Regions from separate parts of the Homo sapiens genome. Here all the other regions are linked to region 3. Evidence: read pairs that join two places in POLR2A ChIA-PET (ENCODE). Cell type or tissue: MCF 10A. All regions are shown on one strand. Each heading gives the region's core, and the rest is flanking DNA. Links, peaks and the distances in the headings are about the cores only.

Region 1 (7,600 bases), core at 1,750-5,749, 75 kb before region 3:
AGCCTGAAGAACCAGCAAGAAAGAAAAACAGCTGAAAGCAAAAGGGATAGAAAAACAGAGATCTGTGATATTTAGAAGCCTGGGCTGTTCAGATGCAATGTTCAGAAGCAATCTGAATGTTGCAGAAAAGGAGAGCTAGCAGTAAAGTGACAGAGGATACCGCAGATCTGCAGACTGGCCAAACGAGATGGGAAGGAAAGTGCTGGGGTGCAGTGGGTGTGCTACGACGTTAATATTCAGTTCTGCTGCATCTAAACAGCTGTTGAAGGAATAAGGTTTCTGTGTGAGTGCAACAGACATATTCCACAGTGACCTGTGCTACTCAAAGTTTCTGGAAAGGGGGACCCCTGTGCTACATCCTCCACCCCCACTCTCCCAGCCACAGATGACTAGTTCTGAGATGAGCACCTGCCTCAGAGACAACGATTCTTGCTTGCCCCTGACTTATAATTTGGTGACTCTGCTCTAAAAGCTGAGCTGAGCCAATCTGTCTTTTGCCCTTGAGAATTTGACAGGGACAGTTGCACATTATTGGTGGACACTAGAGTTGATGTCAGGGCAAATGGCCATATTGGAGCAAACAAACAAATCTTCAGAATAAATGAACAGAGAAAGGGGAAGAGGAAGCAAGAGAAAAGGGGAGAGAAGAAGAAGAGGGTTCAGATGCAAGTAACAACACACAAATGAGAGACTCTGTGGTCTCTAAAAGAAGAACAATGTGGCTCTGGTTTCTAGCATGCTAGTTCTAGGTTTCCTGAGGTCCAACTGTACCACTTTTGAATATCCACGGGAATGCCTGTGGTATACTGCTATACTCCCACCCCCCTTCAACTTGAAATAACTCTTGTGGATTTACCTGCAACTACAATGACCATAGTTAAAACATAGCTAGTGAGCAAGTGATAGAGAGAAAAAGGGAGTGAACACACAACTATTCTTTAAACAACATTGCTCTTGAAGATGCACAGGATCACTATCATGTCTACCTGTTTTAGAGCACACTCCACACCATGGTGAGAATTGCTAACTAACTCTACATATTGACAAATCCCTCAAAAAATGCCAAAGGACCAAGGAACAAGAATTGGGCTCATTTTTAAGTGCTTAAAATGTACTTATATGCTTATATTGCTTGAAAAGATTGAGGAAAGAAAAATGGACACATTACAGCAATATTATTTCATCTAATTCGAAAAGAGCAGGTATTTGATTTCATTTGATATTAAACTAAGATTTTGAAGTAGTCAGATATACTGGCTACATTAAAATACCACCTTATATTGTAAATAATTAGCTCTTGGTTAATAAGGAAGAATTGCCCACATCCCTGGCTCATTAAGGAGTTAAATATATTTACATATAATTCCAAAGGCAAATAATGGACTCCAACTATTAGTAGGTTAAAGTCTTTTTCCAAGAAACTCAAGTCTGAGCAGCCTGTTCCCTAAGCAACTTGATAAAACTGCTGAAATAAATCCACTGGACACCGCTTGCCAACTTCATTCCAGGTAGGTTCCAGTGAATCAAGCCCCATCAGCATTTCATCAGAATAAGGTCAGGCTGACTTGTTATTTTTTGTATGTATGAATGCTCTATGTTCTCTCATAAAACAAAATTGTTTGGTACTGGAAAATATCGTTGTCCTAGAGTATTCAAGGTGTCCTGTTCTTACCTCTTGCTCCAAAAAGAGGGCAAAAGGTGCCTGGAAAGAAAAGGCTGGTTACCTAATGATTTTCTAGAAAAGGGAGAGTTTCTAGCCTTTCAGAGCCTGCATTCTGGATGGGTCTATGCCCAATGAGTGTCACTCTTGGCCACTATTCATGTTGTAGATGTCTGACTGGCAAAAAAATCCTCACAGCAATGGTTTGATTCCTCAAAAGGGCAAAAATCATTTTGTAGAAGGATAATTAAACGTTTAATTATTCATCACATTTTAGAGAACAGTAGCCACATTACACTGACCTGGAAATTAGCCCCATATGTGGCTTTATGTGATAGTTACAAATGCTCCAAGAAAAAACTTCTAGAGCATCCCCTGCAGGGGTGAACATTCAGTCACACCCATATTTGCCATCTTTAGTCACATTAACATTTGCAGCACATTGCAATAACTGGTGATCCTAAATAACTTAAAACCATTAAGAAATCATCGGTTAAAGTTAGTCATACTCTGTTTAAAATACACTATACATTTCTTTGCACTATTATTAAAATTTTAATCATGAAATTCTGGAAATAGTAAGGTAACTTTCAATTATTAAGAAAACAGTGGCTTGGTGTGGTGGCTCATGCTTGTAACCTCAGCACTTCGGGAGGCTGAGGTTGGGGGATTTCTTGAGGCTAGGAGTTTGAAACCAGCCTTGACAACATGGTGAAACCTCGTCTCTATTAAAAAAAAAAATATATATATATATATATATACACACACACATATAAAATTGCCAGGCATGGTGGAGTGTGCCTGTAGTTCCAGCTACTTGGGAGGCTGAGGTGGGAGGATGGCTGGAGCCATAATCATGCCACTGCACTCCAGCCTGGGCAACAGAGTGTCTCAAAAAACCAAACAAACAAACAAGCAAAAGAACCAAAACTGCTGCCCCGCCCCCCAGCAACAAACAAACAAACAGCAAGAAAACAGTGACAGTGTGAGTAGATGAGGTTATATGTCCATCATTTTAAGGTTATTATCTTAAGTTGTAGATGACTTATGTCTCAAATCCAATACTCAGCTCTGTTGCAGAGCCCATTTCAATCCTGGTATCCTAATTTTTTAATTGAATAAATATGTAAGGACGTTGGTGTTTGCTGTGTAATGGGTTAGTACATAAAAATGTACTAAGATATCTAAACCCTAAATATGCTCATATTGGATTGTTGCTAGTCTATGATGTTACTATTAATTAGTATTTATTTATCATTTTTATGTGTCCTGCAATGTTACAGTTAAAACTGGAAACTTAAGAAATGTAAAAGGCCAATATGCAAGGGATATTTGATAAATGTTAAAAAGAAATATGGGCCAAAAATCTGGAGAAAACTTGAGATAGAGGTCATGAATTAATTTCAGAAGAGGAAAGTAAAACTAAAAGGAAATACAGGCTAAAATTTTATCCACTTTATGGGGAATTCCCAATATTGAGGGGGAAATGACACATTTCACTTTCCCTGAAGCTTTGAAGTGGTAAGAATTAGATCATACATATGTAGAGGCAACATTTTAAAAGTCCCAATTTGAACTGCCCTAAACTAGACACGTCTAATGAGCTAGATAGACAGATGTCAAGAGAGCTCCTTTATGATTTTTGTAAAGAAGCTTCTCAAAAGAAAATGATCTTGCTGTTGAGGGTATAATGTAGGGGGAAGGACAGAGTGAGGAGAAGCCTTTTACTGATGGGTTAGAATAATTCTGCTTGCAAAAAAAATACTGGTAATAATGAAGGCTCTGAGGCCAGATATTTGGAAGGATCCCAGGTACACCTCTTATTGACTTTGCAACTATGTAGCTTCTCCACATACTCAGTATGTAGCTTCTCCACAGCTCAGTTTTCCAAAAAATAAAATAGGGAAAACAATGGCATCTACCTTACAAGAGTGCAGTGAGAACCAAATGAGTGAATACATGTAAAGGTCTTGGATCAGAGGCTGGCATGCCGTAGGTACTCAATAAAAGATAACCATGATCACTGTCGTCTATTGCTAAGCCCAAATCCTCCTATGTATACAGTATACAAGATTTAATTTGCATTAAAAAAGAGAAGATACCAAATAGTAGAGAGGAAAGTGTGAACATTCATCACATTTATTTATGTGTCAGAGAAAAGTGCTGTGCAGTATGAGTTCAGTGAAAGAAAACAGTGCCTCAGTTGGGGTAGTCAGGAGACTTTGTGGAAGAGGCAGGTGAAATCAGCTCTTTCTCTCTTGAGTTCTTTACCGATCAGCAGGTGTGTAAGGTGACTCAGTCATGCAATTATGATTGTCTGCCTGTGTCCACAGCACGTCCGCATGAGGGGAAGGAGGAAAACTTTCCCTTTGCTACTTTTCCTCATGACTCATGTGTGTTTCTGCAAAATCAGTGTTGAAACTTGGTCCAATTTGAAAAGTCAAGGTAATGATGGGTCATTCAAAAAGAGGCACGTAATAAGGAAGCCCAACATGACACCATCACACCACCAGTGACTGACAAACCAGTCTGGCCAGTGGTGTTAGCAGCAGTAAATTGACTATTGGTTCAGGGGCTTTTCTAGGGATTTAAACTTAGGGTTTCTTATCTTCCATACTACTGTCCCACTCCCACAAAGCTTCCAAAAAGAGGGCAAAAGATGCCAAAAAAAAAAAAAGGTCAATTACCTAACGATTTTATGGAAGAGGGAGGGTTTCTAGCCTTTCAAAGCCTGCATTCTGGATGGGGTGACTGCTGGAAGATCTCAGTGTTGACTATTGGAATGCAGGCCACTATTAATATCCCTGCCATTCTGAGCTGCCCATTAGAAAGATAACAGCACTTCCTTCTTTAAAAAATAAGTTCCTTCATTGAATCTGAGCACTAGAAGGGATAGTAGAGGTCATGCCACCCTCCCTCCAGCATGATGGGTGAAGAAACCAAGTGCAAGGACTTCTGAGGCCTGCCCAGCACCTGACTGTTTAAACTCCTGGTCAGTGCTATAATGAGGCTTCTCAGCGTAAGTCAGACTCCATGGAAAAATAACCTAAAATGTTTTCAGGGACCATATTCTGCAAATAATCTAAAATCCCTTGTTAAGCAAATGTCTGAAACATTTTATTCTTTGCATATGCATTCCCAGGGGTTAGGGGACTATTGAATAAATCAAGTGTTTAGTGAACATCACACTAAACATGCTCATTCCTAAGTATAATACTCACTAGTAATACCTGGGCAGCACAGACACACGTATTCCTTCCATAAAACAGTTTTCAAAGACACCACACATCAACATTTTTGCATAATACAAAAATTCATGTAAAATAATACAACTAATTCCGTTAGAAGGAGAGAGAGCAAAGCTAGGAGGAAAGAGCAATGAACCCAAACCAACATTCTGTCACTCACAATCCCCTCTCCCACCAAGGCCCTTTCCCCATCCAAAAAAAATTGGCTTCAGTTGAAAAATATTTTATCATAAGGAATTTATTTTTGTCAACAGGATGTTCCTGTTATTTTCAAGTCTTGTAGTTTCAACAACAGGATTTCAGGGCAGTGAAATAAAATAGGAACAGCAGAGTAATTTGAATTTCTGAGCATACTCATGCATGTATAAGAAAAGTCCAAATAGTCTAAAACTGGCTTTAAACAATGTAAGGCTGTCTCCTTATGCACTTTCTAAATTTCTTCTCATTAAAAAAATGATGATCTAATAGACAGTAAATATTTTTGACTGATATTCTTAAGTTTTTAATTGTAGCCAAACTTCTTAATTGTGGAGCTGGGCCAGCTAATATCTTCAAACACTTCCCTTTATGATGGTACAATAGTTTATTTGTTCTTTTCTTTATTTTTTTTCTTTCTTCAAATAAATCTTGCATGTGCTACAAAATGGAAATAATTTAAAAACACACTGAAAATTCAAAAGTGTGATATCCATCCCATTTGGGAAGGTATCATGTGCTTTTAAACAACACAATTTTCGTAAAGGTCAGGGCTGCTCTTCCTTACTCATATAGTTGGCCTATTACCTAGGTGTGTGGAGAGGAGTCAGGAGAAAATATTAGGTTGGTACAAAAGGAATTTCCATTGTTGGAATTTGCCATTTGATAATGGAATACATTCTTAAATAAATGTGGTTATATTATACATCATTTTAGTGGGCATTTCTCGATTTATGGTTTTTTTGCTAATGACTTATTACTTGCTGTTTGTTTTATGTTTATTTTAGACTATGGAGATTATGTTAGACAAAAAGTAAATTCGAGCGATTTTCTTATTCTAGTTCAAAATATCTCATAAAGCAGTGGAGACAACTTGCAACATCAATAATGCATTTTGGCCCAGGAGTGGCTAACATATGTACAGAGCAGCGGTGGTTCAAGAAGTTTTGCAAAGGAGACGACAGCCTTGAAGATAAGAAGCCTAGTGGGCAGCCATCGGAAGTTGACAATGACCAAGTGAGAGCAATCATCAAAGCTGATCCTCTTACAACAACACAAGACGTTGCCAAAGAACCCAATGACGACCATTCTACTGTCATTGGGCATTTGAAGCAAATTGGAAAGGTGAAAAAGCTGGATAAGTGGGTGCCTCATGAGCTGACTGAAAGAAAATTCAAAAAAAAAATTGTCGTTTTGAAGTGTCATCTTCTCGTATTCTATGCAACAACAATGAACCATTTCTCAATCGGATTGTGATGCGCGATGAAAAGTGGATTTTATAGGACAACTGGCGATGACCAGCTCAGTGGTTGGACCGAGCTCCAAAGCACTTCCCAAAGCCAAACTTCCACCAAAAAAAAGGTCATGGTCACTGTTTGGTGGTTTGCTGCTGGTCTGATCCACTACAGCTTTCTGAATCCTGGCGAAACCATTACCTCTGAGAAGTATGCTCAGCAAATCGATGAGATGCACTGAAAACTGCAACGCTGCAGCTGGCATTGGGCAACAGAAAGGGCCCAATTCTTCTCTACAACAATGCCCAACCACACGTCGCACAACCAACGCTTCAAAAGTTGAATGAATTGGGCTCTGAAGTTTTGCCTCATCTGCCATATTCGCCTAACCTCTCGCCAACCGACTACCATTTCTTCAAGCATCTCGACAACTTTTTGCAGGGAAAATGCTTCCACAACCAGCAGGATGCAGAAAATGCTTTCCAACAGTTCATCAAATCCAGAAGCACAGATTTTTACACTACAGGAATAAACAAACTTATTTCTTGTTGGCAAAAATGTGTTCATTGTAATGGATTCTATTTTGATTAATAAAGATGTGTTTAGTTATAAAATGATTTAAAATTCATACTTTTGCACCAACCTCTAAATTAAAGACTTGCTTAAAGATTCTGTTGCCTGTTGTCACATAGAACAGAGACTAATCTCACTGGGTTGGATTATGTGTGGAAATACACCAAAACTCACCACTGTCTGGGTCATTCTGAAGTGAAGAAAAGAACATGATAATTTCACAAAACAGTGAGAAAGTGAAGAGCTTACCGATGTGAACTCTGAATCAGATAGCCCTGGCTTTGAGCACCAGCACTGCTTTTTAATAGCTTTGTGACTATGGGTGAAAGAAATTACCTGTCTGAGCCTCATTAGCCTTATTTGTAAAATATAAATAAAATCTATTTTTTCCCCCATAAATTTGTTGTGAGGGATAAATGAGGTAATCAAAGTGCTTAGCATATACCTAGCATGTGATAAGGAGTCAGTAAAGGACAGCCATTATTATCATTAACTTTAGTATGCAAATTGGTTTAATTTCTTTGCTGTAACACTGTAATGTCTACTCATGTATAGAAATCATATATGACACTTAACTGTATTCATATTTCATTTTACATGCTATTCAAATGTTTGGTTAATATATATATATATATATATTTGCAACAGCAAGCTTATCAGAGGTCTTAATCCACAAAGTTGTCATCACC
Region 2 (7,600 bases), core at 1,750-5,749, 95 kb after region 3:
AATTCTCTTTTGCGGTATAATGAATATGCTTCATTAACAAAAATATATAATTCAAGAATATACAAACTCATATTTTGTAACAGAAAACAGACCACTGGCTAACTGGAGATAGAAGAGTGGGGGTGAAGGATTAAAAGGGGTAAGAGAAAACTTTTGGGGTATCCTCATTACCTTGATTGTGCTGATGATTTTTAATGGTATGTATATATACATATATGTCAAAACTTATCAAATTGTACACTTTAAATGAGTATCTTTGTTTTTCCAATTTACTTCACTAAAGTTTTTTTAAATGTATTTGATTAATGGATCCATAACTGACCTAATTTTCAAATGGTTATGATTTTCAAATTGCCAGGCCTGAATGACATAAGACTTTGTTCTTTGGGATCTGGGAAATTAAGAAAACCATACTTTTATCACATATTATTCTATCTTCATATCAATGAAACAGTCTCATAAATTATTATAACACTGTGTTGGACAATTTGAATCAGAAAGTACTAGAACAGAACAAATTTGAAAATTTCTCAAGATAATAAAAGTTTATTATATGAAACATGTTAAGAAATATGATGGAAAGGTGACCTCACATTCACATGAAATTTTGCAACATTGAGAGAGGTGAGCACTTCAAAGCAAAAGAAGTGGATAAATCTACACTAATGATTTTTTAGTTCCATGAAAGATTCTATGACACTTCCCCTTGAAACTAGAATCAAGAGTTCTAGTCAATTTTTTCAAAAGAATCCATCCTTTAGTCTTTACATTCTAAAGGATGAAACTTAAAGTGCATTTTCTACTCTGAACTCATAACTTTTCAATAGAGACTAAAGAAAAATTACCTAGATGAGGTTATACCATATATAATTTGTCCATGTTAGAACCAAAGTTTCCATATTAACTACATTAATAATTACAAATATATTACTGCTTCCCCAAATTAAATATTACATATTTACATGGATAAGCAATGATAGCAGGCGGGTTTATGACATTTGCTTCCCTTCATTGTCAATAACATTTCACCTATTTTAATGATATTATCTAAAACAGAAATTCTTCTAAAAGTGAAAAGAAAGGAACTTTTTATGCTATAGCCAAGTAAAATTTTATTGATCTAATTAATTTTGTAGTAAAACATTTTAAATATGATATTCTATAGGATATTTTATTGTTTTATCATCACACCATAATTGATGAGATGATTATCAGTACCTGAAAAAGTTTCTCCTTTTTGCTCCTATTATGCTCCAAATATATTTTTCATGTTAGATATTATTTTCATTTTCCCATTTATACTTTTATAATTAAAGTTTTACCGTAAGTAATTTGCTTCCCTGCACATACTAATTTTCTTAATTATATTTAGAATATAGCTATCACTTATCAGTCATCTATAGGAAGGTGATATTTTCTTAAAAGCTATTTCGATATTACCTTTCAGTTTGTGTTGTCTAACACCCCTATAACATCATTACCCCAATACACACATCTATTGCTAACTCCAACACACACACAAAGAGTGAGAAATACAAAAGTATGTCTAATCAAAAGGAAGTCTAAATGCTGGCTTTTATATAATATATATAAATAATATATATTATAATATAAAATATAAACAGCTACTCATCATCCAAATTAAAACAATAAAAATTTTCCATATTTTTTCAAACTTTTTTGTTTAAAGAAAAAAAATGTTACAGATGCATATAAACCCGCTCTCCCATTCCATTCCTGCTCCTTCTTCCTAGAGGTAAAAAGTGAATTTCCTTTTAATTTCATATGCTCATATCCACTGTCATACATTTTGTTTTGTACAAAGTATATTAATTGAAAACTCCAAGAAATGCCAATTTAAAAAGATTTTCAACTTTACTCTTTATCAGGGAATGCTAATTAAAATCAGCAGATAAAAAATAGTAAAAAAATCTGATGACACGAAGTGTTGAAGAAGATGAGGATAAACAGTAATTTACATGGCACTGATAGAAATATAAGTTGTTACAATGTCTTTAGAGAACAATTTAACAATTTGGGGGCCAAACTGAATATATCCTTATGCTGTGGCCCAGAAATTACCCTTCTAGACATTTACACATGAAAATGTGTCACATTTATATGTAAGGAGGCGTGTAAAAGGGTCATGTTAATAAATGGAACACTTGTATAGTGTTTCTTATGTGACAGGTACTGTTTAAGTCTTTCATGTGTTTTTACTCTGCTATCTTCATAATATGCCTACCTCATAGGAAATATGCTTCATTTAACAGGTGGGTGAACTGAGCACTGGGTTTTATGACTTGTCAAGGTCCTGTAACTAGCAGTGGTAGAACTACAAACCCAAGCAATCCAGCTCTGGAGTCAATGTTGTTAACCGCTGTGCTGTATTGCTCACTGAAACACCATGTGTAAGAGCAAAAGGGTGGAAACCATTCAGAGTTCATCCAGACAGGAAGGAATGAACACACAATAGGACCTTTATACAGGGCAGAATAGCCTTTCAAATGCATAAAACAGACCTACACACAGCTAGTGTACATTTCAGAAACCTAACATGGTATGAAAAGGTGAGTTGCAAAAAGATTCACACTGTGTAATAACTAAAGTCACCCTTATGATTTATTTTCAATAGCTAAAATAGCTAAAGCAATCTTAGACTATATTTAAAAATATGGAATCAAACAAAGAAAGGGATTCCTTTTTTCCCTCCTTGGGGTTAAGGATTGATCACACCTAAAATAGTGTATCAATATAATGAGCTGCAAGACTGATCAACCAGACTGGGTTTAGGAGTGAGCAGCTGGAATGGGCAAAGGTTTTGCAGCTGTATAGAACAAGTGTGCAAAGTCTCTCAAGTAAGAGAATAACTATTTATGTGCAAGAAAGAAACTCAGTCTCCATCAGCCCTCTCTTTCTCCACAGGCTTCCTATCAAATGTGTCAGTACACACTTTTGATAGGGCTTATCTGTTTGACTTAGGACAATTATCCTCATATGAAACATTAACAAATGGTATCACAACATCATTTAACTTGATATACATTAAATATGGTATTCTCAAGTACATGGAAGAGTATTGATAACAAATTATGCACAAAAAAATTTCATGGAAAATTATATAATAATTTAAAAATCTGGCTATTTTTATCTGACCAAAAAAGGTGAAAAAATGAGGAAAAAATAAAATTGCATAGTTTTTATATTGTTGTAGATGAAAGATTCACCAGAAGTTTCCCTCTTACTGTAACAGACTATCAACAAAAATGTATTAATACCCTGTTTAAGAATATATACTTAAGGGGATATTCTAGTAGTGAAAACAATGGTCTGTACAAGGAAGAGCCCTGAGCTCTTCCTCATTCCCTGAATAAGTCTTCTCTATAATGAGGAGAGGCCTGTTAAGAGACCACAATGCTGATGTTAATTCAACTAAACCATCAACCTCCACAGAGTAGGTTCACTTTGTATGAAAAGCAATTAATATTTAAAAAGGTCTCTTTTCAGAGAAGACAAACCTAATAAAGACAAACACTTAAAAGATCAAGGGGCTAAACTGAGCACTGACGCACATGGCTAAAATGTTAGTTTTCAAGAATACTTAATGGACAAACAAGTGGGGGTATATTAAATGTTAATTACTCTTAATGTTAGCTCTTGAAAAAATGCTTGTTTGGGTGTGGTAACTCTTTTTGAAAAACTTGTTGGCACTCCAGTGTAGACCTTGCTATGATTTCTTTCCAACATTGTACACACCTTATTCAACAGACAAATGACTCATAGAAGGCCACAATCCAAGATTTGATAGTCAGCATTTAGCTTGCTAATGATATCCCAGATGTAGCCACAGTTTCTACTATGAGAAAAATAGTAGACAGAGGATTACACTATGGCTCCTATATTTCACTAGAGTCTGTTTTGCAGGAATAGTAAAAATACAGTGAAAGGAGTGTCAGATAAGGTAATGAGGAGAAAGGCCACAGAGGGGTTGTGAAAAGTATGCCAACATCAACAGTTGTTACTCAATATTTGTACCACTGAACCTGAATAAGCCAAGCATAGAAGGTGAAAATGGCTAGATAAGAAAGGAGAAAACAAAGGCAACTAATATAAAGTTGACTAAGCAAATCTGCAGTACAATGATAAAAACACCAAATGATATATGATATCCAACATCAAATACATTATCCATTTGTAAAGTATGAAGGCCCATTAGTCATTTTTTCCTGCAAAGTCCACAAGCACATTTATATGTTTGAATGTATCATTCCAACTTTTGCCAAGAATGTATTATTTTGTTTTTAAGCACTTTTGCCAGCCAGAAGATATTGCTATTTTATATTTTAGTTACCAATTTTTAATACAATTTTATGAACACCTATGATTTTATGTCCTAATGATGCAAATGCAAAAACAAAAAAAAACTTTTTCTCTTTAAGAACTCACAGTGCAGTAATGAGGCAGAAATCTACATAAATATTTCTGCTTAAAAATGAAATTATGCTATCACAGAGTTATATGGTAGTCAGTTTTCACTTTAGCTCACTCTTCCTTCTAGAGGGAAAACATTATTTAATGCTACTCTGTTCCACTAGTCAACATAAATGTGACATGACAGATCTCATACACATTGTAGTTTGATACTGTAATGACATTTTCAAGCATATATGATTTTAACAGAACAGGACAATATTCAAAATGGTGAAATTTGGGACACACAACAAAAACAGGAATTAAAGAATACTTTTCATTTTATTTGCTTTTATAATCTCCCTAGAGTTAGACTCTGTAGGGAAATGCCTACTTTATCTGTGTATCTGAGATCAACCCTGTGTTCTTTTTCCACATAAAAGAAAAAAAATTAGTTACTGTGTCTAGAATCCTGACTTAAAAAAACTGTGGTACAAAAATGCTATTGTGAATTATACAGCTAAAGGAAGCATTGGCTAGTAAATGTTATCAAAGATTGACATATAATCTGCATAACAGCATGAGAGAGGAGGGACAAGGTAGAGTTGAACTATTACAACTCCATGTTAGGTTTTAGTTTTTAGGTTTACACTTTCGCTATCAAATTTGTTATTTTTTATTATAAAATCTCACCCAAATTGTTTCCCATATAAACACTTCTTGGCCCTACACTGAAGACATTCTTGGCCTTGTATTAAAGACAAACAAATAAAACTTTAATAAGTAATAACAAATATGCATTCAGTGCTTATCATTCATCAGGCACTGCAGCAGAAAATGAGTGCACAGCAGTGATGAAAACAGCCATGGTTTTTGCCCTCATGGAGTGTATCATCCATGAGAAAACAGAGATGAATAAGTCAAGAACCACAACATGCTGAGTACTATAGAGAACAGGAAAATGAACTGAGAGAATACAGTCTGTTGGAGAGATGGGAGGATTAAATAGAGTGAAATAGAGTGATGAAGCCCTCCATAAAAGGCGACATTTAACCTGATCCTTGAAGTGAGAGAAGGAACCTCTGATACAAACAGCCAAGGATCAGTGAAAAGAGCATGCCAGGCAGAGACCACGGCACCCACAAAGGTTCCAAGGCACGACAGCTTCAGGGAATGAAGGCAAGGTCCGTGTGGTGTGGGTGGTAGATTGGTGATATGGACCGGAGCTGGTGATACAGTCTTAACAGCCATATTATGATGTGGAATTGATCTTGAAGAGCAGTGGAAAGCTGTAAAAGGGTATCAATAGAGGACACGCATGACATCTTTAAAAGATGACACTGGCTCCTAACTAGAGAGCAAACTGGTTGAGAGAAGAGGTGAAGCAGGCAGATCAGTTAAAAGACTATTTCAGTTGTCACATAAGACGTGGTACATTTGGCAAAAGGTAGTAGATGGATTCGGAAAAAAGGAGATGAACTCATGGCATCATTTAAAGGTAGAATTAAAAGAATTTGCTGGCACACAAAAGTCTTGCTGGTAAGCTGAATACACTTATAGCAAGGAAAGAATAATGCTTGAGAAACTCTGTGAATGATGGCCCCAATTATTAAGATATGGGAAACTGGGAAGAATGGTTTTCAAGCGGATGTTAAACTTGTCATCTGGACATGTTAAATTTGAGATACCTGTGAGACATCCAAGAAGAGCTATCAAGGAGCAACAGAGTATATAAGACCAGAGCTTAAAAGAGTGGTTTACGGTGGAGATAAAAGTTTGTGAGTCACGAAGTATACAAAAATGGTTAAAGCTTAACGCTATGGCTAATGATGAGATCATTTATCGAGAGAGTATGGAGTAATATTTCTATAATTTTAGTATACAATTCCTGAGGAGATTCTGATTCAGTATGTTTGGGGTGGAGGCTTTGAATCTGCATTTTTATTAAACTCTCCAGGCATGTCTCATCCCAGTACTTTGTTAAATACTGCTATAGAGACAGAAAATAAGTGAGCCCACTAGTGAGCTGACAACCTCTAGCAGTTGGTAGTTGGCCAGGAGAGGAAGAGTCTGAGAAGCTGAAGCCAAAGACCAACCAGGAGTGGGTGATCTATATAATTTTTTGAACCATCTTCAGAAGGAAAATAAAGGTTCCCGACTATTAGGTAATACTAGTGAGAATATGATCAGAGTTCCTTTGAGCAATTTCCTATAAAATAGTGCCAATAGCCAGCCTCCAGAACGATAGGTTGCTGCAAGCTCTTGATGCTGCTCAAAAAATATGGATTATGTCAGCAACAGGATCATTGGTGCCTTCTAAGTACAACTATTAATCCTGCTACACTAAAATCAGGGGAGGACATCACGGGATTAGTATTCGATATTTTAAAGTTAATGAGATCTTGATCCAGCCACTTCCATATACTGGGAGTGGGTAATGAGCAACATCACCACCCTCCTTCCCTCCCTTCCTTTCTTCCTCCCTCCCTCTCTCCCTCCTTCCCTTTCTTCTTCATGTTACATGCAGTAGCCTCAAGACCCGAGTATTAAGCAACTCCTTAAAACAATAGGCTAAGAATAAAAGGGCCAGACAAATTATGGGGCAGATTCATTTCTATCTCTTCCTCTAACCAATATCCTGTTTCCAACCCCTCTCCTGGCACTCCTTATCTCCACAGTATTTTAACTGCTTAGAACTGTCACCTTTCAGTCCTCACCTTGTGCCAGACAAATTAAGCTTCAGAATGCTTCCTTCCATCTCCTCTCAAAGCTTATCACATTTCACCTAGGGTTGTGTAATAACCATTTGATCCATAAACTTACTATATGCTGATGGGTTTGTTATTTCCCACAGATTTTCACTTTAACTGGAGGTTTTGTAGAGACAAACTTTAATTTGAAGGAGTTAAGCTAAAGTTGGAATATTTCCATATCATTATGGAGAAGATGTAAGTATGGAGAAGATAATTTAACAATCCTTAGTCATCATCCAACAGATTGCTATCTGTTTCATCTATAAAGTCCTGAGACTTTAAGAAGTCTTTGAGTTAATCACCTGGGAACAAGAAAACCTTTAGAAAGACTGCCAAGAGATTATTAATTGCTTCAGAAAGCTGATTTCTTGTTATGTGGTAGCAGAAAAACATCTTGAACAACAAGTACATCTATGAGTCTGTCTTGTGAAAAATCT
Region 3 (7,600 bases), core at 1,438-5,437:
TATATTTTACATTTCACTTATTATAATTTAGTTGGTCATAGAGAACATTTACCAAAAGCTTAAGAAGGCAAATACTTTGAGTAAGCTCATTTGGACATTCTTTGATCATAGTTTATTTCTCCCTTTAAAAATCCTTTTAAAAGGATCAAGATAGTTTTTTCTAATTAATATTACATTCATTGGGTCCATTTAGCAAGGCTGGATGGGTATACATGTAATGCTAAAATTAAATAAGTCCTGTCTTGCCAGGGAGCTCATGAAAAGAATGATCTGCTAGCCACCACGGCTTGCTTCGTGGTTACTTTGCATATCACAAAGAATGACGTAGAATTTTCTGAAATTAATCCTGGCAGTCCACGATTTAAATTAATGCAAGGGATAGTAAAATGTAAAAAATCATAATATAATTCTGAAAGATGCCATCGTTCCTTTTTAGAAGATTATAGGAATATAGACTTGTATATGCATAAAATACATTATAATATAAAATAATCAGTATTAGGGAGTCTTTTGAATTTCAATAAAAAGACAGAATTACAAAAATACATAGTATATTAGTGTGTGTATTGTGTTTGCATGTTTGTGTACGTTTGTGTGTTTAGGTGTGTTTTACATAGCTAGCCTCCTTTATCTGAATGTGGTATGGGGTATGTGTCTGTGATTGCCTATGTGTGAAATACATTTGTATACATCAATAACAAGTATTTATTAAGTATATAATTGATCATAAGCAATAATTCTATTAAAATGACTGCTGATATAGTACTTTAACTTTCAATATTTTTCATGTCTACTAGCTAATTTTATCTTCATAATAACCTGTGAGATAATTAAGTAATACTGTCTTCAAAAGATTGTGAATAGGCTATTTTTTCTTATTTAGAATTCTACTTTTTCTCTTCCTTATACCAAGAATTGGTTGAGCTTTATTATTGCAAAGTGTTTTTCCACCCCCTACATGTGGAGCTATTAAGAGGGGCTCAGTGGTCCTCAAAGCTACAACATACCGGATTTAGGATTAAGTCACATATATATATATATATGCATAATATATATATATATATATTATGCATATATATGTGCATATGTACATAAAAAAGTGTTAAGATTTCAAGATTAAAAGGGTATTTTAATAAGAATATCTAAGACCAAGGTGATCTTGTCTTGTTCCTATGCACTTCTTCAGACACTCTCCATTCACTGTGAGGCAGTCGTTCAGTATTCAGGGATCTTATGGGTGATGGTGGCTGCCATCCCCCACCCTCACCAAAAACACACTGCTTAGAGAATGTGCCACACTCCAACTGTTTTCACAAATTCTTTATCAAAAATTTCATAGTGCCCTGATTTTGCTAAATATTAGTTTGCTCCAATCTAATAAACTAAATGCTAAGGTACAAATTACCATGAACTGTTTGATACACCAACTCACTTGAGAAAACTGCATCTACCAAAGAAACTTGAGAGGCCACAGCTTCCTATTTAAAAGAGTAATTAGAGTAAGCAGAGCTTCAGACACTGTGGCAGAAAAGCAAAGATCTTCCTGGTACTTATTCAATCACAGCTCTTATGGCAACGAAATCTGCTTAGGTACATGAAAGCTAGGGCAATGTGTTGCCTGGGTGTACTTACAGGTCACCATGAATGAGTCCATAGATCTGTGACATGCTCTGATGATAGATTCCTTTCAAAATAACTATGAGGAGAATCACCACAAAAGCTGGTAGTCCCCAACTCAGAAGGAAAAACAGCAGATATCGCCTCTCTGTGTGCTCATCATTCATCACCAGCACGTACCAGAAATTCACAGACTAAGGAAGAAAACAACATAAAATGAACAGGCTCTTCTTTAATGGCACAGAACACAAACTCTACTGGCTTAGGCAATGTTACCGACCAACAAAAGGCCAGGATCTACTTAATAATTAGTTTTGATTTTTTTAAGTTAGTTCATACATTCATTCTTTCATAACAATTTCATTCTTATCCAAGAAATTCAGGATACCTCAAAATTCTGGAAACACAGGGAAATATTTAGTTGATTTGCTGTATTTTTTATTTGCCTTAATTTGCTCTGATTTACTCTCAGTTACAATCTTCTATGACTGTTTTGTAAACGTGTCTTTGAAGAAACATACTCTGATATGCAAACCTACTTCCCACATTAACTTCCAGGTGATAATGAAATAAAAAGCCCTATATTTTCAAGCTTTTTGACAATTTTTATTTATTGAGGGCCTATCATATGGCAGGGCCAGATACTGTTCTAGTGGGGAAATAACGTTGAAGACAACCTTGATCTCAGTGTCCAGTGGAAGGTGTAGACAAATAAACAGAAAATGATCGCACAGAGAGAAAGTACTATAGTGGTGTTCATTTTGTGGTCCATGTTTCCCAATTTATACTCTCTCCCTTTTGTTCATTCACATGACAAATATTTATTGCTTACTAAATTTCACAGACCAGTGTAGGTGCTGGGGATACAGCAGTGAAAGAGATGGGGTGGTATTTACTTTCTTGAACCTTAGTTTCCAAATAAGTGGGACACAAATAATTAAGGGCAATATTTCTTTTATATTATATTTACATCACATCTTATATCTGTTATTTCCTACTGAGATAAAACATATAAATGGGACAAGTGTGTAGAGTGAAGGGGGATGAGGGGACACATTAAATAAATAAGAGTAAGAAAACTGAGGCCTATAAATGCTATGTTGGCTCCAAATCCCACACCTAACTTGGATCTAAGTCTTCTAGTGTCTTCTTTCCATAAGGAATGCTCATATTTAATTATCATTTAGTACAGTAACAATATTGAATGCCATGCCATACATATTTCAAACAGTAATACTTATTGCCTGGATAAATCCTCCTTCTCAATTTTGTATGGTAGAAAGAGTGTGAGTATGAATGAATTATATATTATGTCTATATTATTATATGTCTATAATTCATTCATACTCATTAATGTTATACTTTAAGTGGATAATCTTGGGCAAGTCACAACATTTTCAGAGCCTCAGTTGCATGTATACAACAAGGTTATTATAAAGATTAAATGAGATGTTACATGTAAAGTGCTGAGCACATACATAGTCAATGCTGGAAAATGTGACTGCCTCTTCTTAAATCTCTTATTAAGAGGTCAGACAGTGTGAAAGACAAAAGATAAACACTTTTCTATTTGAAAAATAAGCATTCCTAATGTTTGTGGGAAGGCTTTCAGATGTTTTATTTACTGAGGCTTCTGAGTAAGATTGTATCTGTACCAAATTAGCCTTGAGGGATTAGTATTAGGCTAAACCAGGGAAGGATAAAAATGTTTGGTTACTTAGAGATTTGTGTCTCTGAATTTTATTTCCTGCCAGCACTCCATATCTCTATGTACATCTGCTTATATCTGTAATTATGAAGCATGTTTTGAGTTGTTGCTTATGTAACTTTGTTCTAATTCATTTTTAAAAATTACTAGATCCAACTTTTTTTTTCTTTCTATAATTAATATAGGGATGTGGACTCAAATAAGCGGGGTTGTGTAAAGTGTTGTTGCTGGGGTAATCAATACTGCCTGTTAAAGAATGAAAATTCATACAAAGCAAGAATCATTGATTAATCCATCTTCTAAACAAAAGTACTAATTATTTATGTTGGATAGATGCTTGTGTGCATCCATGTGACATCGTAACTCGGTGGTGCAGTAGGTGGAAGAGTCAAGGAGGAGGGTACAGATTGCTAAATGACTCTAAGCTGATTCACCATGATAAAGATTGAGACATTTTCAAAATGTCTGCTTTTACGCAGAAGGACATTAGTTCCATCAGTCAGAATTACTCAACCTGTCAGCAGCTGTCTGGCCTTGACCACAGGCTCAGATAAGACTGAGACAAATGTAATTGTTAGATTTATACATGCAGTGCTTCTGTCCCAAAGAGCTCAAGGCCCAGAGTGGCTGAATTACTGAATACTTGATTAAGTAAAACAAGCTTCAAATGTCATAAGCTTTTGCCAATTATAAATAAAAAATAATTTAAATTTCTTCTTAAAAGAATATGATCACTGAAATATACTCTAGAGAAGTATTTCCCATAATATATCATTTTTAAAGCTATGGACTAGAAATACTAGAATGTAATGGAACAACATTTAATTATTTTAGAAACATTACATAGGCCAAACGTAAGATTTGTGTTGACTAGCTCATTTCAAGTTTTACTTGAATTTTATTTTAATGTAGTGTGGTAGGCACATTTTTGGACAAATGCCTAGCTCATGAGCAGCCCTTTTCCAAACCCTGCCTCTCTAACCCTCCTCCCACCACATGCAGAGTGCGCTCAGTGTGCTCTGTGTACTCCCTGACATTGCTCCCCTGGCCACAGCTGATTTAATCAGGGGAGAAGCCTGGCCCGGCTGAGCCAATCATCTACACTGAATTCCTTGATGTTCCATGAGTGTCTAAGCTGGTCGACTGAAGTAAGTGGACATAGAAAGGGCGTAGCCATGAGGGCAGTGAAGCAGAGGTGTGTTAGTAGAGAAGAATGCTCACAGTCCCTGTGAGGTCTAACTGTAGTTACAGTTCTTAGGTTCAATGAGTTATCCAAAATGCCTTTACAATTTCAATGTTTGTTTACATTAGCTCAACTTAGTTAACTTAGTTTTTCTTTCTTCTTCCACCCAAAACTTGAATGAGATGTATTAATGTATTGCTTTCCCAAAGCAGTGGTGTTAAAATCTCTAGTTACTGCCATTTTTTTTAAAAACCAAAAGAAGATGGTGGAGCATTTGACTATACAATATGTCCTCACTTAATACCATCAATAGGTTCTTGGAAACTGCAAAATTAAGCAAAACAAAGTATCATGAAACCAACGTTACCATAGATTAACTGATACAGAAAAGAGTTAAGTTCCTATGGCATGTTTCTGGTCACAAAACAATGACCAAGCTTCTAAATAAAGACCTAAATACTTCTCATATTAAACAATGAATTAAGTGTGACCTATACATACCTTTAAGAAAGATGGATAAGAACAAGTGAGATGATTATTTTTACAAAATTTTTTTTTAGAGACAAGGTCTTGCTCTGTCACCCAGGCTGGAGTGCAGTCGCATGATCATAGCTCACTGCAGCCTTGAAGTCCTGGGCTCAAGCAATCCTGACACCTCAGCCTCTCAAGTAAGTAATTTATCCAGGTTTTGGTGAATCAATGAGTGCCACTGGTTGTCATGATGGTGGGTTAAATCAAGGAATCAATGTTTGCACAGTGAAAATTGTCAGGAGCACCTTCTACCACTAGGCATGTCAAAAACAATCACAAACATGGCAGGCTCCCTGTGCACTTCTGTACAGCATTGTTTATTGTCCTGCATTTACATGATTTACTTTCTTCATATACTTTATAAATTTTTATTTTACAATAATTTGTATTCACTTATTCATTCATTTTATAACCTGCTTATTCCAGTTCAGGGTCAAGGATGACCAGAGCCCATTCTGGCAGCTCAGGGCACAAGGCAGGAACCAGCCCTGGACAGGATGTCATCCCATCACAGGGTGCACTCACACATACACACCCATGCACATGCAGAGCGGGAACATCTAGACATACCAATTAAGCCAACGTGCACAGCTTTAGGATGTGGGAGGAAACCCAAGTACTAGAGAAAACCCATGCAAACATGGGGAGAACATGCAAACTCCACTGTGAAAAGAAAATAAATCTTGGGGCCCCCAAATCACTAAGCTAAAGGGAAAAGTCAAGCTGCGACTGCTTAGGGCCAACCTGCCTCCCATTCTATTCAAAGTTACCCCTCTGCTCACTGAGATAAATGCGTATCTGATTGCTTCGTTTGGAGAAGCTAATCAGAAACTCAAAATAATGCCTCAAAAAATGTATCTTCTCTACCTATGACCTGGAAGCCCACTCCCCACTTTGAGTCTTCCCACTTCTGCTTTGGGTTGTCCTGCCTTTCCAGACTGAACCAATGTTCACCTTCCATATGTTGATTGATGTCTCATGTCTCCCTAAAATGTATAAAACCAAACTGTGCTCTGACCACTTTGGGTACATGTTATCAGGACCTCCTGAGGCTGTATCATGGGCGTGTGTCCTAAACCTTGGCAAAATAAACTTTCTAAATTAACTGAGACCTGTCTCAAATTTTCAGGGTTCACATCTCACAGAGAGTAACCAAGGCTAGCAATTTATTTATTTTCTCATCAATGTTACAATAAAACGATATTGAATGAAATGATATTACTTGAGGACCTGTTGTATTCCTTTCCTTGAAATCACTGTTCTTCCTTCATAATCTAACTTAAGAGTATTAACAGATCATTATATTTGCACAATAATTTAATGTTAACAGATATATAGCAAATGTGATCTGTGTGCCTGATTGACTATGCGTTTATCCAATGTGGAACTAACAGAACGCAAGTCAAAGGGTGTCGCTCACCTAAATATGCTTCATGCTAACTAAACATAGCTTACTGTTCACTGTTTATCTTACACGTTTTCTGCTAAAGACTGTACTAAAATATTCAATATGTAGGTCTCTATTTACACTTCTGTTTCTAAGCTTTTAAAATGTTGTTAGAAGGATCTTATAAACTATCTTAAGACCACCCACCCTCACAATGTAGTCATGTCATTTTTAGCCGAAATGTTATTATGCCCAAAGTTAACCAACTAAATTCATCCTACTTGACTGTTTCTACATTTCATACACACTCCGAATACAAAGTTTCCTAGCATTAAGGTCATTTAAACAGATACGATATAGTCTCTGAAGACAAGTCCAAAAAAATTCCAAAATATTTTCAGCATTATAAACCACCAAATTTGTCAGTTGGAAAGAGACAATTAAATGAAAATTTTTTTAGCTTAAAAATCAGTGATGTTACTAAATAGTCTCATCTTTAATAACTCTAAACATTAGTATATTAGAGCTACCATCTTCTTATTTTCATTGTTGCTTATCAGGAAAGATGATGTACTCTTGAATTCTCACACTTCTCACAATTACCAGCATATCATGATCACCTAGGTAACTGTACTTGGGAGTACCTAATTGAAAGCCCATTTTAATAAATGTAAAGAAAACTATGTAATGCTATTTTTGAAAATTTCCTATTACAAACACAATCTATACAAATACGGAAAAGGAAGATTTGCAAAGGACTCATCCAGAAGTAAAGGTCCAGGTGAATAATAAGTTATATAGATGTTATATATTTTTTAAAAATCTACAAAATTCAAAAGGACATGATTATTAGTAACTTGATTTGGGTCTTTGACATGGTTCTGCAATGGATAAACTGCTTTTTGGCCAATTTCACTTGGCTTCTCTGGGTTTTAATTTCCTTCTGTGGTAAAAGGAGAGGTTACATTTTTAGTTATTCATAATTTCCTAACACTGTGATTGATTATTGCAGAAATGACAATTCTTTAAGTAAAAACACTAATGGCATGGATGTATGCAGACTATGTTTTTTTAGCAGCAACACAGATCTTACAAGTCATCTTACCATGCCCTCTTATAAGGAAACTGAGGCAATGAAAGAACAGCATAGCTTTTTCATCTTCTGGTTAGCTAT

The links. Peaks named below come from ENCODE experiments on the same cell type or tissue, not always from the same donor. Only the 100,000 strongest peaks of a DNase experiment are listed, where the experiment ranks them.
Region 1: POLR2A ChIA-PET joins it to region 3 with 5 read pairs; 3 of 35 experiments call an interaction of 5 or more read pairs at or near these places.
Region 2: POLR2A ChIA-PET joins it to region 3 with 5 read pairs; 2 of 35 experiments call an interaction of 5 or more read pairs at or near these places.

The regions. Positions count from the first base shown.
Region 1 is chr5:91,055,200-91,062,799 of GRCh38, reverse strand. All of the region lies in intron 85 of ADGRV1 (adhesion G protein-coupled receptor V1), which reads right to left. Among named protein-coding and RNA genes, the nearest start is that of LUCAT1, 260 kb to the left of the region's middle. In MCF 10A, for the core only: no CTCF peak of the experiment used is centred there; a DNase peak (open chromatin) is centred at 4,039.
Region 2 is chr5:90,885,182-90,892,781 of GRCh38, reverse strand. The region is part of intron 83 of ADGRV1 (adhesion G protein-coupled receptor V1); the gene reads right to left. Among named protein-coding and RNA genes, the nearest start is that of ADGRV1, 330 kb to the right of the region's middle. In MCF 10A, for the core only: no CTCF peak of the experiment used is centred there; a DNase peak (open chromatin) is centred at 3,781.
Region 3 is chr5:90,979,555-90,987,154 of GRCh38, reverse strand. It overlaps ADGRV1 (adhesion G protein-coupled receptor V1), which reads right to left. Exons shown (of 90, transcript NM_032119.4): 85 at 1,633-1,811. Among named protein-coding and RNA genes, the nearest start is that of LUCAT1, 330 kb to the left of the region's middle. RefSeq lists a silencer at 3,769-4,063, cis regulatory regions at 5,109, 5,297, 6,674 and enhancers at 5,037-5,181, 5,225-5,369, 6,602-6,746. In MCF 10A, for the core only: no CTCF peak of the experiment used is centred there; a DNase peak (open chromatin) is centred at 3,804.